Regions from separate parts of the Homo sapiens genome. Here region 2 is linked to region 1. A link is an interaction called in ENCODE POLR2A ChIA-PET data of the cell type or tissue named here. Cell type or tissue: Panc1. All regions are shown on one strand. Each heading gives the region's core, and the rest is flanking DNA. Links, peaks and the distances in the headings are about the cores only.

What was found. ChIA-PET counts read pairs that join two places held together with the same protein. Peaks named below come from ENCODE experiments on the same cell type or tissue, not always from the same donor. Only the 100,000 strongest peaks of a DNase experiment are listed, where the experiment ranks them.
Region 2: POLR2A ChIA-PET joins it to region 1 with 10 read pairs; 5 of 35 experiments call an interaction of 5 or more read pairs at or near these places.

Annotation. Positions count from the first base shown.
Region 1 is chr15:89,354,224-89,363,153 of GRCh38, forward strand. MIR9-3HG (MIR9-3 host gene) reads left to right here and starts at 7,356. Exons shown (of 6, transcript NR_190310.1): 1 at 7,356-8,046. It overlaps LOC124903549 (a long non-coding RNA gene), which reads right to left and starts at 4,443. Exons shown (of 2, transcript XR_007064750.1): 1 at 4,360-4,443; 2 at 1-14. RefSeq lists silencers at 4,535-4,829, 4,887-4,946, 5,007-5,056 and an enhancer at 4,547-4,826. In Panc1, for the core only: CTCF peaks have their summits at 2,660, 2,862, 4,599 (motif pointing right) and 4,801 (motif pointing right); a DNase peak (open chromatin) is centred at 4,588; H3K4me3 peaks cover 1,961 bases; H3K27me3 peaks cover 2,509 bases.
Region 2 is chr15:89,440,146-89,449,075 of GRCh38, forward strand. No RefSeq gene overlaps it. Among named protein-coding and RNA genes, the nearest start is that of RHCG, 52 kb to the right of the region's middle. RefSeq lists enhancers at 791-1,470, 1,471-2,150, 1,616-1,765, 4,640-5,494, 8,496-8,930. In Panc1, for the core only: CTCF peaks have their summits at 2,723 (motif pointing right) and 2,939; a DNase peak (open chromatin) is centred at 2,672.

The sequences.
Region 1 (8,930 bases), core at 703-8,702:
GGAGGTTGCAGGTGCTGGGGGATGGACAGACAGATCCAGTAAGCAGGTTGGGAGGGGATCTGGGTGGAGAACCAGCTCTGTCCACTGCAGCAGCCATCCCGAGGATGGTCTCCACACACAGGTCTGGGAAGGGCAGGAGTTTGTTCTTTCTTTTCTTTTCTTTCCTTTCTTTTTTTTCTTTTTTTTTTTTTTTTTTGACGGACTCTTGCTCTGTCACCCACGGCTGGAGTGCAGTGACATGATCTCGGCTCACTGCAACCTCTGCCTCCCAGGTTCAAGCAATTCTCCTGCCTCAGCCTCCCAAGTAGCTGGGATTACATGTGTGCGCCACCACGCCCGGCTAATTTTTGTATTTTTAGTAGAGACAGGGTTTCACCATGTCACCCTGTTGGTCAGGCTGGTTTTGAACTCCTGACCTCAGGTGATCCACCTGCCTTGGCCTCCCAAAGTGCTGGGATTACAGGCATGAGCCACCGCGCCCGGCCAGGAGCTGTTTGTTTACCAGTCTCCTGGTATGAGCACCCAGTGCACTGCCTGATCTGCGCCACATATCCAAGAAGTGTCTGGGAAATTAACAAAGGAAGGAAAAACACAATATCAACCAGGATTTGTGTAGGAACTAAAAACAATGCTGATGTTTTAAGCAGAAAGGAACTTAATATAGGGAATTAGGCGATTACAAAATTGTTGGAATGGCTAGAAAAGTAGTTGTGGACTAGGTCTGCAGGAATGACACCCAGAACACAGTAGCCGGCCGGCTGCAAGAGCTACCACTTCCGTCACTACCTGGGAGGTAGGAAACTAAGAGCCGTCCCATAGAACTGTTGACTTCAAGAACACACTGCTGTGGTTGTGGTCCAGGGATCAAAAAGTCATCATACAACCAGGCACAGTGGCTCACACTTGTAATCCTAGCACTTTGGGAGGCCAAGGCAGGTGGATCACTTGAGGTCAGGAGTTCAAGACCAGCCTGGCCAACATGGTGAAACCCCATCTCTACTAAAAATAGAAAAATTAACTGGGCGTGGTGGTGTGCGCCTGTAGTCCCAGCTACTTGGGAGGCTGAGGCAGGAGAATCGCTTGAACCCGGAAGGCGGAGGTTGCAGTGAGCTGAGATTGTGCCACTGCACTCCAGACTGGGCAACAGAACGAGAATCTGTCTAAAAAAAAAAAAAAAAAAGTCGTCACCACTGCCAACTATGACATTGCTTCTAGACTATCAGGAAGCAGAAGACTTGCATGCTGGAGCATCTTGGTGGAAAAGCCCCACATCTCCACTGCATTGCTTAAAGGCAGCTGGAAGATGGCCCCTGCCTCACTTTCCCCTTGCAAATTGCTTCTAATTAGTGCATCTAATTCATATCCAGAATACTAGTTTGAAGAGCATCTAGGTAAAGTAGTTTTGCTTTTCTAGTTTGTACAGTACAGGTTGGCATTTAACTAACTTTGTTAGCACTCTTGCCACCAAATTGTTTGTTTGTGATAAACTTGTGGTCCATAGGAACCCTAGATTTTTTTTCTCCAAAACTTGCCCCAGGGTACATTGTGTGGGGGCGTTGTGTGTGGAAAAATTCAAAGGCTTTTGTTGCAGTCTCTTTCAGAGAGATGCCAGAATTTGCCATGGGAACAAAGAAAACATATAGAAACATGCTGGGTGTTTCCACAGCTTCTTATGTCTGGAAGTTGCCATTTTTCAATACACCAAATGTTGACTGTGTCTTCTGTGTCAGGAGCCGGGAGTTTGGGGATAATTGAGACAGCATTCCTCCCCTCAATGGGTTCACAGTCATATGGGGGAAGCAGATGAGTTGAAAGAGGCTTGCCCGGGCGTGATGGTGCCTGTAATCCCAGCTACTGGGGATTACAAGGCTCTCAGGGGCACAGGTCTCAGAGGGAGCTCATACGCCTGTGAGGGACTTGAGGCTTTCTCCTGGAGCCAGAAGACCCTTACCGACAGATGTCAAGCAAGGAAGAGACACAATCAGATTGGCATTTTAAAAAGGAGAATCGCTTGAACCTGGGAGGTGAAGATTGCTGTGAGCCGAGATTGTGCCACTGCACTCCAACCTGGGTGACACAACGAGACTCCATCTCAAAAAAAAAAAAAAAAAAAAGAAAGAAAGAGGCTTGCAATAGAGTCTGCTGATAAGCACTGGCTGGCTTCTTTTATGGACATTTGGATTATGTGAACCAGGAATGGGACAATATAGAACTATTATTATTATTATTTTGAGACAGAGTCTTGCTGTGTCGCCAGGCTGGAGTGCAGTGGTGCGTTGAACTATTATTAAAAGGCAGTGTAACATAGAGTCTAGGAATTTGGACTCTGGGCTCTCATCCTGTTTCAGTTGCTGATTAGCTGAGACTTGAGGCAAATTGCTTAACCTCTCTGTGCCTGGGTTTTCCCATCTGCCGGGTGAGGATAGTAAGAGCAGCTCTGGCATAAGCACAGCTGTGAAGATTAATAACAAAGTGCTTGGAGTCGTGTTTGGCACAGCATACCCACTCGGTAATCGTTAACTGTTAGCAAATTCTCACCCTGTGAACAAATCTGAAAAATGCAAATCCTAAAACATTTTAAACGTTAATCAATAAACTCATCATTCTGAGCTGGCGTCCAAATGGATTGCAAACTGTGTTTGTCACAATTGCCACGTGGTGGCGTGCCTGCTGCTGGCTCTGGGGAAATTGAATTATGCCAGTTCTGAATGGTGCCAGCCCTTCAGGAGGCTGGCCACCATGAGACGTGCTAGATGTCCTGCAGTACAGCCCAGGGGCTGCTTAGGCGGGAAGGCACACAGAGAAAAAGGGCCGGGCTTGGCAGAAGGGGGTTGGGGTCAGAGGGCTGGCAGGAGCAGAGGACAGAATCCTATGCAAAGCAGGCCAGAGGAAAGGAGTAAGACTCCTGCTAGGGCAGGGCATAAGCCATCTGAGAAAGTCTCTCTCTTGCCCTTTATCTCTTGCCAGTCCCATGGCCTTTTCTCCGCTAGTTTATTGACTCGCCTGCTCCATTTTCCCAGTTTCTTTGTCCCCTTATCACCTGACCACAGCACTGACTCCAGAGGCTGTTGAGCTCCCCCTGCTCACTGCACACCTTCCCAGTCCAGGTCTCACTTCAGTGCTCAGGAGAGACCCTGGTACATTCAGGCCAGACCAGGGATTAGCCCTCGGGGGTCAGTGGCCATGCCAGCTTCAATTAATTAGTTGTCAGCGGGGAAGGGAGGATGAAGGACATAGAAGTATGGCCAGTTAGGCCCATCCAGTCTTTAGGTGAAGGAAGAGGCCACGATGGATATGTTCAGGTCAGAAAGTTTCATGGAGGAGTGACATTCACCGAGAATCTGAAAGACACCCCAGAGGGAGGAGTATTCCAGGCAGAGACACTGTAGGGTCACACAAAGGCAGGGAGGGGTGCAAGAGCTTGGGCCTTAAGGAAATGAGAGATGCCTGGGATGGTTGGAGTGTCGGGTTCCTGAAAATGGGAACAAGGCTCTCAGGGGGACAAGTCTCAGGGGGAGCTTGTATGCCTGTGAGGGACTCGAGGCTTTCTCTTGGAGCCAGAAGACCCTTGTCAAGCAAGGAAGAGACATGATCAGATTGGCCTTTTACAAAGCTCTCTCCCCAGCAGTGTGGATGCCATATTGGAGGGGGCTGAGTTCTGAGGTGGAGCCCCAATTAGGAGACTTCTGAAGTCATCCAGGTGAGAGGGGAGAGGTAGGGCTGGAGTGGCTGGGGCTGCATTGTGGCTCCGGCAGATTCCAGCTGTGTGACCTTGAGCACATTACTTACCCTTTCTGAGCTTTATCCCTAGCGGTGCCTGGCATATAGCAGGAGCTCAGCACATATATGTTGAATGAATAAGTGAATGAATGTCAAAAAGCCATCGAAATGCGTGGCCAGACTGAAGACAGAACACCATGCTGAGCCTGAAAGGACACTCATGTCACGGGGCTGGGAGCCTGGGGAAACATCTCCAGACCTTCCAAATCCCGGGCCTTGCTCGCTCATCTCATCGTTACCTCTTGCCCATCTCCCACCTTGCCCTTGGAATAAGGGATCTCCGGATCTGATGAGAAAGGGCTTTTATTTCTTAATTTTCTGAGGCCCTGCAGATATGAGAGGGACCCTGGCGGAAAAGAAAGCCACTGAGATGGGGAGGGCAAAGCTGCAAATGGACTGGACCTGCCATGAAGGCAGGGTTCTTGCCAGGCTGCAAGAATCGAGGGTAAGGTCCCAAACCTGCCCCGTCCGCTTCAGTCTCCAGAAAGCCTTCCTGAAGGAGGCCAAGATAGCAGAGGTGCCAGTCTTAGGTGGAAGAGGAGGTGAGATTTCACCCTGTCCCTCATTCTGTTTCCTGACCTGTAGTGGTTGAGAGGCAAAGAGGTGCCCAGCTCTCCTTAGATTACTGCATCTTCGTCCCCTACACTTAGCCACAAACCGCCAGGCAGGTGCCCAAGCACCGCCCGCGCTGCGCGGGTCCCGAGCCGTTCTCGACATCGGTGGCAGCCTCAGCCGCGCTCACCTGCATCTCCCCGGAACGCCCACCAGAGGGCGCTGTTGGACAGCGCGCAGAGCCAAGCTTATGGGGCGGAAGAGCTGCGAGGTCAGCACCGCCGACTGGAGCACTCGGGGCGGGTGGGCAGGACGAGCGGAGGCCGTGGGTTGGAGCGTGGGAGACCTTCAGGAGCTCCTACGTCCTCTAAGAGGCTTGGCGTAGTCCGGCGAGGTCTCGGGGGTGCGCGGACACCAGCCTCCTCAGCCTCAGGTCTGGAATCCGGCGGGATGGGGGACTGGGCGACGGCATTGTGAGGGCTCGGCGGAGGCGCCAGGGGGCGCTAGCTGGCTCCTCGCAGCCGATCCAGGCCGCGGCGGTTCCACGAGGTCCGGCGCCCCGCGCCCCGCGACCCGCGGTCCTGGCCAAGCTGTCAGGGAAGGTGCGGCGGAGACCACCCGTTCCTCTTCTCCCTCCCTCCCTCCCTCTTCGGCCGGCGGGGAGTGGCGCCCACCATCCAGCCTGCGCCTCTGCGCCCTGCACCCCCATCCGCACCCTTTCTCCGGCCAAGTTTCCCTGCGCCCCCGTTCCTGGTACCCGCGCCGGCCTCCGTGGCTCCTCCACGGCTCTCTCCTGGAATTAAGCTTCCGGGAAGGGTTTGGCCGATTCTCAGACTGGAGAAGGCGGGCCCCAGCAGAGGCCCGAGTGATTTCGAGAAGCCCCGTGGCTGGGCGTCGATGTTCGCCCTGGACTCAGTGACCCAGTAACCCCACAGCAGGAGGAACAGGCTCGCTACGGGGTTAGGGAACCTTCAGGCGCCGAGAAAAAGATACGCAACGGCAAGCCATACTTTTCTGGACACTGGCTCTGGGGGCGCTGCTCCTCTGAACCTCGACTTTCCCCAGGCACGCACCTCAGAGCTGAGCCCCCTGGGGACTCCCAAGCTCTGCGTCTCCCTGAGTCCTGAGGCAGGAGAGGAGGAGGCTTCAGGGGCGGATGAGCCTCCTCCCCCTAGCCGTACCCTGTCACCCTGGGAGCCTGGAACGTGCATCTGAGGCCAGAGCGACTCTTGCCTCTTTTCCAGTGAGCTGGGGGAAAGTCACCCTCCTGAGGAGACCAGCCTTCGAGGGCGTCATGAGCGCGTGTTTGGGGCAGGAACCGGCCGGCCCTCCCTGCTGTGCTACCCCCTGAAACTGGATGGCCCCCCTTTCATTCCCCCAGCTCAGGAGAGGCTTGACCCTACTGGAAGCTCGAGGGCGCAGGCCTGGAGGAAAGAGAGGAACAGAAATCCGGGCTGTGGGGGAGCAGCTGGAAAGCTGGAGAAGCTGGAGGAAGGATGTTGCTGGCTGTTCTTCCCCCACCCCCATTCCTGAGTTTGGGGCTGCAGCCCCCACAAAATCTGCCCTGCAGGTCCAAGTAGTACCCAGCAGCCAAGCAGTAGAATTTGGGCAGCACCCCGGAAGAGGCTTGCAGGATAGGACACAGCCCACAAGAATCATCCGAGGCTGCACCGTGACCAGCCCCTCAAGACAGAGCGAGACCCAAATAACCCCCGCGGGCGGACCCGCAGCGTTCTGTGACTCCACCGCGGAGTCCAAAAGGCAGCTGAGGGTGGGAGCGGAGGGGAAGGGAGGGGGGCCACAGGCGCTCGGGCGAGGGAGGCGCGTCAATGGGCCGCAGGGGCCGGATCGGTGGCCTAATGGATTCAGGCCTGCACGGCAGAGGCGCACCCGGCGGCCTGCCCGCGCTCTCAATAGCGGACAATGGAGTCCCGGGGTGACCTGAACAAAGAATTTGGAAGTAGTTAAACTGCAGAACACGTTCTCGGCCTGGGTGCCTCCTTTCAAAAGGAGCGCTGGGAGAAGAAAAGAAAGCACTGGGGGGTGAAGGGAGTGAGAAAATGCCCAGGGGAAAAGTTGGTAGGTCGCCCTAGTTGCCGCCAGCTACCAGACGCCAGGAATTCAATAGGAAATGGGGGAGGGGGTGGCCCAAGTCTACCAGACCGCAAGGAGAATCAGATAAAGTTCTCCAGGAGATGGCTGGGGTTCCGGAGCAGAACTGAGCTTTCGCCCAGGGCAGAGAGCACCTCCCCCCACAACACACACACGCACACATACACACACACGGTCAAGGCCAGGAGAAGCTTCCCTAGGGCTTTGGAGCTAGAACAGGAACCAGTGAGTGGAGGGGGTGTCTGGGCCCCTGTGTCTAGCCCTACATGGCGCTGCTTCCCTCCTTGGCTCCTCTAACAGGAGGATAGGGCTCCCTCTTTGAGCCCTTTCGCAGAGCTTTTGTTTTTCCTTCCCCATCCAGTTCAGAAAGACTGGGTTCTCTCTCTCCACCCCTTCTTCACTCCCCACCCCGCACAACCAGCAATCTAGGTTCTTCTATGAGAATATATAGTTTGTATTTTAAAGTCAGGCCTCTAGGTGTAAAATATAGGGCCAATTATTATTTTATTTCATTTTTTCAAAATTTTCTAATGTTTCCACAATGAACACAGCCACAACGTAGGAAAAGAAGACATTTAAAAGGCAGTCAGTTATACTGGTATCAAACTAACTTAGAAGAGAAGGAACTTGAAAGACTGTGGAAACCAAAAGTGTAAATAAAATGACGGAATAAATGGTTAGGAGACGAGCCGAAAAGAAGAAAGGAGCGGTGGCTGCCACGTTCCTGGGAGGCAGTGCCTCTGGAACCTTAGAGAACGCTCCCTGGCCAGGAGGCTTCCTCCTGTGAGAGGTGCTTGGCTTGCAAGGGGTTAACAGTATTGCTCATGAACTTGGCCTGTCTGTCTGGCTCGTGATGAATGGTGAGACCCGCTGACAAGTTCAGCCTAGGGACCTCCCCTACTGTGGAAGTGGGAGAAACACACACGGGCGGGCGGAGGGGACCCGGGGCGAGTCATCAAGGGCGCGTGGTTCGGCGTGCCAGGCGCGCTGCTCTGCCTGCTCTCTTGGCTTCTGTCTCCCTTCGACCGATCGCCCCCTATCCTGAAGCTTTCCAATGTCATCTTGGAGCCCCAAAGTTTCCTGGGGCCTCCGCGTTGTGCGTCCCAGAACCCCTTGCCTGCCCCTGAGGGAAACGCGGAGCCATAGGCAGCGGGACGTCGGGAGCCAGCCCAGGGGAGGCCAGATTCAGCATTTGGACAGCGGCTCTGGGGCGCAGTCGGCCCAGCGAGTTTGCCGGTGAACAGCCTCGGGCACATGGCGGGTAGGAGGGCCGCAGGGCTGCTCTGGGTCTTGAAGAAGCAGGACCCAGCCTAGAGGGCATCCCCAGCTCCGAATGGGACACGTTTTCCCGAGATAAAAGATCCCTTCTGAGCTCACACGGGAGCCCCGGGACCATCCAATCCAGCGTGGATATCCCCAGCCTAACCAACACCTGTGCTGGGGGGAAAGATAAGACGCCCCCTTTCAGCCAGGAGGTGGACGACCCTCATGCCCTCAGCTCTCCATTCTTCCCAAAGCAGCTCGGATCCCTAAGTCTGGAGCTGCCAGCGAGGCTTCCAACCCGCTGCTTGCCATCACCTCCCAGGTCGTTGGTGGCTCCGAGTGAGTCTGGCAGCGCGGGGAGGAGAGGGGGGACGAATGGCGTTGCGACTCCCAGGGAAAAGCTGGGAGGCAAGCGGGGCGTGGGGAGGAAAGGCCAAGGCACACGGCTGGGCGCCCCTCACAGCCTTCCTCCGCCGCCTCCATTCCGCACTGGTCGGGGTGAAGGGGGGGGCGGGGGGAGCCGCGCTGACGTCACTGCGGGCCGTGCCCGCCCGAGAAGGCGGCGCTGGGAGCCGCTCAGAGCCCAGAGAAGCGGCGCGCGGCCAGGAGCCCCCGCTCCGCCACTGCCGTGCCTGCCTCCCGCAGCTGTCTGCCATGCGCTCGCCGGGGCAGGGGCGCCCGGAGGGCGGCTAGAGCTGGGCCTGAGCCCGGGAACGCGCCTGATCAGGGGTGGCGGAGCCGCGGTCCCCACAGCCGCCCCACCCGCGCCGCTGCCTCGCTGGGGCCCGGGCCCCCTTCCCGGTCCGTAAGTGCCACTGCCCGCTGTGTCTCGGCGAGGCTGGGGAGCGAGGGCTAGGGAGTGAGGGCGGTGGCTTCGGCCAGGGCAGCGTCAGGGAGCTGGGCTGGACTGAGAGAGGGGGCTGGGGCATCCCTGCCCGGCCCCCTTGGGCAGCTCAGGCAGCTGGGGCTTCCCTTTGCCGCTGGGCGGGATGAGAGGTGCGCTCCCACTGCGGGTGGGAGGCAGGACTCAGTCATCCCGGGCAAAGGGTTGTGGGGCAGTGGGAAGCGCCCAGAGGTGAGGACTTTGGGTGAGCGGAAAGGGGAAGGGCGCAGGGTCGGCTGGAAGTTGTGGGGCTGCAGACAGGTTTAGCAGAAAGGAAGGTTTCTGAAGTGAGGTTCCTGTGAGTCCCAGGATCGCCCTCTCCCTAGCCACTGCCCCCCTA
Region 2 (8,930 bases), core at 588-8,587, 86 kb after region 1:
AAATCGCTACTATTTAATGAATATAATGAATGTTTCCTATGTACCAGACAATGTGCAGAACATGTTATATACCATGCCTCAGTGACTCTTCACAATGACCTCTTATATTCTATTACTAATAATAAGTACTAACAATAATACATGCTATCATTAAGCCCCTTCTACAGGTAAAGAAACTTGAGTCCCAGAAAAGTTTCCTGTTCAGGAGTATGCTTGAATCTTCTGTGACATGTACTGTCTCTGGGAAAATGAGAATTGAATGAACTGGTGAATAAACTGCAAGGATCTTCAGAGATGGGCAGGGAGAAACTGGGCTGCTTCTCTCACCAGAGGGTGGCATCGGGTCCCTGATCCCAGCAGGGACTGTGTCCCAGCCCAAAGGGCTCCAGAACCTTCCGAGACTAGCTCTGGGTCCAAGCCTCAGGTATGAGATGTATGAGCCTCATTCTGTGAGTTCTGGGCCCGCCTCTGTAAAATGGGCATTGCAATCCTGCCCTGGCTACCTGCATGCTGGTTTCAGGGGCTCAGGCCCAATCCTGAATGTCAACATGCTTGAAAATGGTAAGCCGGGTGCAGTGACTCAATCCTGTAATCTCAGCACTTTGGGAGGCTGAAGTGGAAGGATCCCTTGTGCCCAGGAGTTTGTGACCTGCCTGGGCAACATAGCGAGACTCCGTCTCTAAAATAATTTTTTACACCACTTTGGGAGGCTGAGGCAGGCAGATCACTTGAGGTCAGGAGTTCGAGACTAGCCTGACCAATGTGGTAAAACCCTGTCTCTACTGAAAATACAAAAATTAGCAGGTGTGGCGGCAGGTGCCTGTAATCTCAGCTACTCGGGAGGTTGAGGCAGGATAATCACTTGAACCCAGGAGGCGGAAGTTGCAGTGAGCCGAGATCGCACCATTGCACTCCAGCCTGGGCAACGAGAGCGAAACTCTGTCTCAAAAAAATAAATAAATGAATAAATAAATTTTAAATATTAGCCAGGTGTGGTGGTGCACACCTATAGCCCCAACTACCTGGGAGGCTGAGGCAGGGGGAATCGCTTGAGCCCAGGAGCTGGAGGTTGCCGTGAGCCAGGCTGGTAGCTGTCCACTGTGCCATGAGCTCAGAGGGGAGTGAGAGGGTGGCAGGTCACCAGAAGCTAGAAAGCTGCCCCCTGAGGCAATGCAGCTAGAGCTGCACAGGCTCTGTCCACCTGCTGTGTCAGGGAGGAGGGAGGGGAGGAAGAGGGAGGGCACAGCTGGGGCAGTGGGCACAAAGCCAGCACCAGGTCAGGCAGGCCCAGTGGGCAGATCAGGGTCAGTGGCCTGGGTGAGGTCTAGGGCACCCAGATGCCCATGCTCTTCCCAAGGCCACTGTGGCTTCCCACTAATCCTGGGCATAGGGAGGGGTGGAGCCAGGAGGGCGGAGCAAACCTTACAGCCTGAGGGGAGCACCTGTGGGTGGGGCTTGGGAGAGGAACTGAGAGAGGAACTGAGGCCGCACAGGAAGGAGCCGGTCAGTGAAGCAAGGCTGAGTGTTCACTTATTCAACAACCTTTATTGAGCCCCTTTATTGAGCATGATGATCCAGGCATCATGATATACAGCTCTAAACAAAACACATGACCATCCCTGCCTCACAGAGCTGACATTCTGGTGGAGGAGGTGGGCAATAAACAAGATAAATAAGTACATCATAGAGATGAGCTGAAGGTGAGGAATAAAGCAGGAAGGTGAACAGGGTGTGCTGGGGCCGCCATTGCAAATGGGCCAGGGAAGGCCTCATTAAGAGGGTGACATTTGAGCAAAGGCATGAAGCCAACCATGATCCCGACCCACCTATTCATGCTTTTGAGTCAAGTTCGGATGTCAGCTCTGAGACTGCAGGGGTATTGGTTGTTTTCACTGGTGGATCCCAAGCACTCGGGTAGGGCCTGGTGCCTGGTTCAATACATATTTGTGGATATGATAGAAATGAAAAAAGGAGTCAAGCATTTGGCATCCAGTCATTGCCGGGGCTGGTGCTGGGGTTCTCCTGGTGAGGATTCCAGCCCCCACCCTCCTGGGACAATGCCTGAAAGCCACTGACCCTACTGGAAAAGCAGAAAGGGGCGGGGGGCAGTAGGCCAGCTCCAGGGCGGGGAAGTTTGCTGTGTACAGGCAAGACGATGTCGTCTTGCTTGGGTTCCTGGGTCTCACAGGGTCTGTGGTATGTGGTGCCGTGCGGTCAGAGACCATGGTGGTGGCTGGGACCCTCTAATGTGCTTCTGGAGCCAGGTTTCAGTGGCTTACACGGGGCAGCTGAGGGTGCTCTGTGTCAGCGGGGGTAGCGGCAGGGGCTCTAGGTTCTGGTTGCCGCCTGCCACCCCCTGGGAAGGTAGTAGGTGGTGGCTGGGTTGCCTGGGAGTCACCTGCCCCCCTTCATGACTGGGTCCTGATGCCATCCTAAGTCTCTGTGGGGTGGGGGTGCTGTGGCAGCTTGCCGGGGTGTCTACCTGGGAGATATGAGACTCTAGGTCCTAGGCCTCATGAGGCCCTTTGCAGGAGAGCACCCTGGAACAGGGAGCGTCAGTTTCTGCATGTGTCAGATACCAACCTGCCTGTTTTAGGGGCTGTTGTGAAGACTGAAGGGAAGGAAGGACCTGACAGCACCTTTAACAGGCCCCTGAGGGGCTGTGCTGGGCTAAAATCGGGCCTTCCCCCAATTCCTAAGCTCTGTGCCCTGCGAGGGCTGCATCTGCCCCAAGGGGGCGCCCTTTCCTAATCTTCACAAAAGATTTGCAGGGGCCAGCAGCCGAGATGGGGCACAGGCCCTACCAGAAGAGAGGATGGCCTGCTACCCAGAAGCCCTTGGGGACTCCCTGGGGTTAAAGCACCTTCCCTGGTGCAGATGTTTGTCAGCTCTCAGAGGCAGGCGGAGCCGGGATCCCATCCCCAGTGGCAGATGAGAGGCCTGGATGACCTGCGCAAGAGATCCGTGCGTGGAGGTGCGGCCAGCAAGTCCCGGGCTATGCTCCACGGTCGCTCCGGGGTCTGCACATCACCTGCCCGGGTGGCAACCGGTTGAAGGCTTCCAAATGTCCGACACCCCTCTCGATCCTCCAATCCCAGCTCCCCACCTGCCCATCACCCCATCACTAGGAAAGGAGGAAACAGTTAATAAAGTCCTTATTTCCATCACGTTTGCCATTTCCTGATCTAAGTAGAGTGTCAAGAGAGCGACAAGCTAAAACTGCTGATTACCGTGGCTTCAAGGCAGTGATCAGTGAAAGGCACTGGTCACTGCCTGTTTTGGGTGCCTAACCCTGTAATTAATCAGCATTGGTGGGGGCGATAGGGGGACCAGAAGAAGCTAGAGGTAGGTTTGTGCAGCTCACACCCCAGGAGGTGGCAATAGGGCAATTAAAGACACAGACGCTCTCCTCCCCTCAGCAGTATGGTAGGTGGGTCTGAGGATGGAGGAGGCAGGGACAAAGGTACAGTCACCAAGAAATCAGTTGGGTTATTTTGATTTCCAACCCAGGTTGTCAGTCTGTGCTTAGGGTCTTCTCTTCCCCCACTCCCCCAAATCCCTAGGGTTATCATTCAATCCAATTTAGAAGCCTGCCCTCTGGGGGCCTAAATGTTAGAACAGATGAGGCTCATAGAGACTCACACACACAGAGCCATTTAATCCGCCTGGCAGGAGGGACTGTTTATAGAGGAGATTTCATTTATTTTACTCCCAATATCGAGGAGGCTTGGCGGGGAATAAACCCTTCCTCTAGGTAGGCTGGTAAACTTTGCAACTTGCTTGCAAGCATGTTTTGAACATATGGTATCATAGGAATAAGGATAGCCTGAAGCCTGGTTCCAGCTCACACTTTTCATTTTTTCACTCATCCAAGTTATTGATTTCGTCGGCACTTGTAGCATCAGGCACACTGCAATCTGGATTGGGGTTTCTGGCATTCCTTGCAGGATGAGCCCCAGGAATGGTCTCTGACCGCACGGCACCAGCCTGCCACTGGTGGGGCCCCCTTTTTCGTTGGGGCTGTTTTCTAGGATCCAGCGTGCCGCCAGCCAGGGCTCAGGAGGAGGCTTGGAGCTCAGATCTGGATCTCCTGGGTGGGCAGCAGTGCCCTCCTCTGAGGCAGAAGTGTGCCCTGACCTCTAGGTGGCCAGGGTAGGGAAGCTAGCCCTTGATCTTCTGACCTGTTAGCCCCCTGAGGATCAGTCAATTAATCCACTAAAGCTTGGTTGTTTTTATTTGACTCCTAACACTGTTGCCCCACCAGTCCCCTTTGTATACCCTAGGGGCTGAGAGACCAGACAAGACTAAAATCCACAGAGGGGTCAGAGGGGAGGGCCTGGCAATTAACCCTGCATCCTGAGCAGGGTGGAGTCAGGGGTCAGTGGGGGTGGGGAGGGGCCGACCACCAGCTGCCACGCCCAGGAGGAGGCCTCCCGGGACACCCACAGGTGGGATTCCAGGCAGGCCCAAGCTGGGGAGAGACAGGGGCCTCTGAACAGCTTTTTCCCTTGCCCACACACCAAGGCAGGGCCCATCCTGCTCCTGCCCAGGCCCCTTCCTGGGGTAGGACCCCTGCCCCCCACTCCATCTGAAGCAGCAGCTGATTCCCTCCCCTGCTGTCCCTCCCCCCTCCACCCTACTTTCTGAGGAGAATAACCTGTGATAATTTTTTCTTCTTCTTTCTGGCAACTAATGGACTCCTTAAATAGCAAAAATTGCGGCCTGTAATTAAGATCTTGCTTTTTAAATGATTAATCATTGTAACCCCTTTGAGCAGCATCCCACTTCCCACTCTTCTCACATTGAAATGCAGATCGTTGGCAAGGGAGGGAGGTGCTCCCAAGCCACTGAGGAGCAATTAAACCTTCCCAGCTGTCACTCGCCTGCCTCGTCTGCCTCCCCGGCCTGTCCAGACGCCTAGGAGGGAGAGCGCAGGGCCCCTGCTCACGGTGGCGCCAGACTCACCAGCAGCCTGGCTGGGGGGCACCGAGCCGGTCCGCCTCCAAGCCTGACCCTGGCTTGCCCTTGCGTGGCAGCCCACAAGCTGGCTTTCGGACACTCCCAGGAAATCAGATCATGTTTGCTGAGCACTTGCTAGGTGCCCACACTTTAAAAGATCTCATTCAATTTTCACAATAGCCACCTGAGAGAAATGTGAAGATGCCCATTTCCATAAAGGGGCAAGTAGAGGCACAATTTCACACAATTCACAAGTGGTCATATCAGGATTTCCAACAAGGACTGGCTGATCCAAAACCTAGCCTTCATGTAGTTGGCAGGGGGTCATGGGAGACCTCACTGAACATGCATACACACACCACACACGCACGCATGTGCAAAACTCTTCACCAGCTTGCAAAGGGCTCTCCGGGTTGATCTCTTTGAAGCCATTCTTGCAAACAAGTGCCATGATTTGTCAGCCTGTGGAAGTGTTTCCAAGCCTTCTTCCATTGATATATACATGCAATGACAGCACAATTTGGGGGTGGTAGGTCATTGGAGCTAGAAGGAAACTTGGAATCCTCAGAGTCCATACGCCTTCTTACTCAAGAGGGCACTTGGGCCTGAATATCAAGAGACTTGGCCAACATCAAAGGTCACATTTGCAGCTCTTAGCAGGTGCCAGCTTCACAGTAGGCTCTCATGGATCTGTTGAATAGTAAACATGGAAAGATGTACTTCTTCCTTTAGGGCTCTACTGTTAGTTTTTTCAGAAGGGATTTTTGTGTATTTGTGTGGTGGTGGCAGGGGTTTGGGGGCAAAGGAGCTCCATCCTTATTGACTGTTTCTGAGAAGGGGCAGGAGAGAAAGGGAGACAGTCACAAGCATGAACAGGGCTTCTGTGTGTGGTTGTGCAGACCCCTGCACAGATGTGCTGGGCTAGGAAAGTTGGAAAGGCCTTTTCGCTGCTGGCTAAGCCAAGATGTGTGCATGGCTTAGTGTACGCCTGGACCAGGGCTGGAGGAAGGGGGAAGGCCAGCATGCTGCAGAAGGAAATCCCTTCTCGATCTCCGACAGAGAGCTGATTCCAAAAGAAACCCAGACCAAAATAATCAGTGACCCCCCCTGGTTAAGATCCTAATGATAGGCTGTGGGTTGGGGGCAGCACCTGCTGCCTATAGGGCAATTTGGCAAGACTGGCACCATTACGAATGCATATAAGCGTTGGCCCAGCAAGCCCCATTTTGGGGCTTTATCCTACAGGTACACTCATACTGTGAGAACTCACTTATGTGCAAGACTATTCGTTGCAGCATCATTTGTGAAAAAGGTCGGAAACCACCCAGATGAGCCTCAAGATAGGATGGGTTCAGGCGAAACCATGTAGCTGAGTAAGAGAATGAGAATGATCTCCTTGCTCTGATAGAGAAAGGTTGCAAAGATCCCCATGACACTCTACCATAGAGAAAAACAGCATGACATAGTGCACTATGCCACCTTTTGTGTGAAAATAAGAGTCACGTTTGCATTGTCATGCATTCTTCTTTGTACATGTTTACGTACAAAGAAGCTCTGGAAGGACACATAAGAAACTAATAACAGTGATTATCTTTTAGGGAGTGGTGAGAACTGAGCAGATGGGTGACAAGGCCATGAAGGAGACTTCTCACCGCAAAACTTTTTTTGTACTAGATGAAAGTATTAGCTATCCAAGGCCGGGGGCAGTGTCTCATGCCTGTAATCCCAGCAATTTGGGAGACTGAGGTGGTTGGATTACCTGAGGTCAGGGGTTCAAGACCAGCCTGGCCAACGTGGTGAAACCTGTGTCTACTAAAATACAAAAAACTAGCCAGGCGTGGTGTTGGCTGCCTGTAATTCCAGCTACTCGGGAGGCTGAGGCAGGAATCGCTTGAACCTGGGAGGTGGAGTTTGCAGTGAGCTGAGATTGTGCCATTGCACTCTAGCCTAGGTGACAAGAGTGAAACTCTGTCTCAAAAAAAAAAAAAAAAAAGAAAGTATTAGCTATTCAAAAGGATTAATATGAATGATCTTATATGTCCTCATAGATCTGGTATAGGCTTACTTACAAGCTCCTAGAAATGTCACCCACCCCCAGCAGATGGTTCCCATTCTCTTAGCTGTACATGCCCACCCCAGTGGGTACACACTGTCATAGGAGGTGCATGCCCTGAGACAATACCACTTGTGGCCTGGCCGTGTGAGTGTCCAGGGCTGAAGGCAACGCTAAGCCTGCTCTTCACTTTCCTTCCTCAGGGGCATCCACCCCAGTTTCCTTGGCCTTACTTAGCTGGCCTCACATCAGGTCTCACCCAATCATCCAGACATGGCTGTGGCCCCTCTTTGTCTTGCACCTCCAGAGTATCAGGCAGGTTCGTGGTCTCTGCCTCAACCATATGTATCTGTGACACATACACACGTACAATCACATGCACACAGGCTCATACACAACATGCACTTGTAAGCACACAGGCACACGCAGGCCTGGGCCCTTCCTCACATTACAGATGCCTCAGCCACAAGCAGGAACAGGGGACTGATGGGCGTGATTGACACCCAGGAGAGGAGGAGCTGGAGGAAAGGAGGGAGCTCCCCCTCCCTCTGGGCCATTGCCTAACACAGTCCTGGTCCAAAGTGGGCACTGAGGCTCCACATTCCCCAGGACTTTGGGGAGTAGGTCAAATGTGAGCTCAGGAGGCAGGCCACCCCAGGTTGGAACCCCAGCCCCACCGCCTGCTCCCGGTGTGCCAGGGCCTGCATCCTTACATTGGCAAGTCTAGAAACCGAGGCACGGGGAAGTCAACTGACTTGCTGAAGTCCCCCAGCCGGTGAGCAGTGGAGCCAGGATTATATCTACGCAGGCTGGCTCGGAGGCTGTGATCCTCTTCACACCTCTGGCTGCCTCTAAGTCCTGTGGATCGTGGGGCTTCCTTTCAGCTTTCTGGGGCCTTCTAAACACACCTCATCCAAGATAGGGTGAGAAATGGGTGCTTAGGAAGCAAGAGGGTTGTTATTAGGGCCATTTCTCCTCTATAGCCCCATAAGAGGTGGCTCACTGGCTTTTGTTCAGGGTCTGACACATGGTGGTCAAAGGGTCATTGGCCTGGTCCTGCTGGGCACGTTTCAGGACAAGTGCCCCTGGGTGCACGGGGTCCTCAGGAAATACCTTTGCTGCCCAAGACTGCCCAGGGATGAGGTCTCCTGAGGCAAGGGCATCCCAGAGACCACCACCATTTAGAAAGGGGCAGCCCAGTTCACCATGCCCAGAACCAGTGCCCTATCCTGGGTCCTCATGCCCATCATGGCCCTGTCATCTCCTCCCAAGGTGGCTCTAAATGGCACAAGCCCTTCTGTCACTCTGAAAGCGCAAAACCAGGAGTGTGGTCAGGTAGAATTGTTTCCGGCTGCAAGTAATTGATGGACAGGGACTTAATGCAAACGCAGCCTTATTCATCTCACATGGCAAGAGGGTGGTGGGCCAGGGTTGGCCCTGTGACTCAGTGATGTCAAGGAATGGGCTCAGCTTTTCTGGTAGCCGTGGGACTTGAGTCTGAGGTTTTCTTTTTGCCTGTCCCCTTACAACACATCACACCAGCCCATCAGGGATAGGGACCAGTGAACCCTAATTCGTTACAGCCAGGAGCTGTTGGAGCAAGGAGCGAATTTATCATGGATGAAAGCCTGGGTGGGGAGCCTGGTTAATACAGGGGATTCATGTGTCTCTGAGCTTGCACCCTCCCCACCATCCTGGCCTGGAGGAGAGGGAAAGGGAGGTCAGTGGCTGCTTTCTCTCCCCACCCCCACCCGCATTCCAGGACACCTCCTGGAGCTGTACTGCGCACTGGGCCAGCCCAGCCTAGACTGTTCCCATCCTCCCTGGGTGTGATGAATGCCAGGGCTGCTTACAGAGTCACAAATTAGGTTGCCAAAGGCATCCCCGGCCTGGCCTGGAAACACCTCCCAGCTGAAAG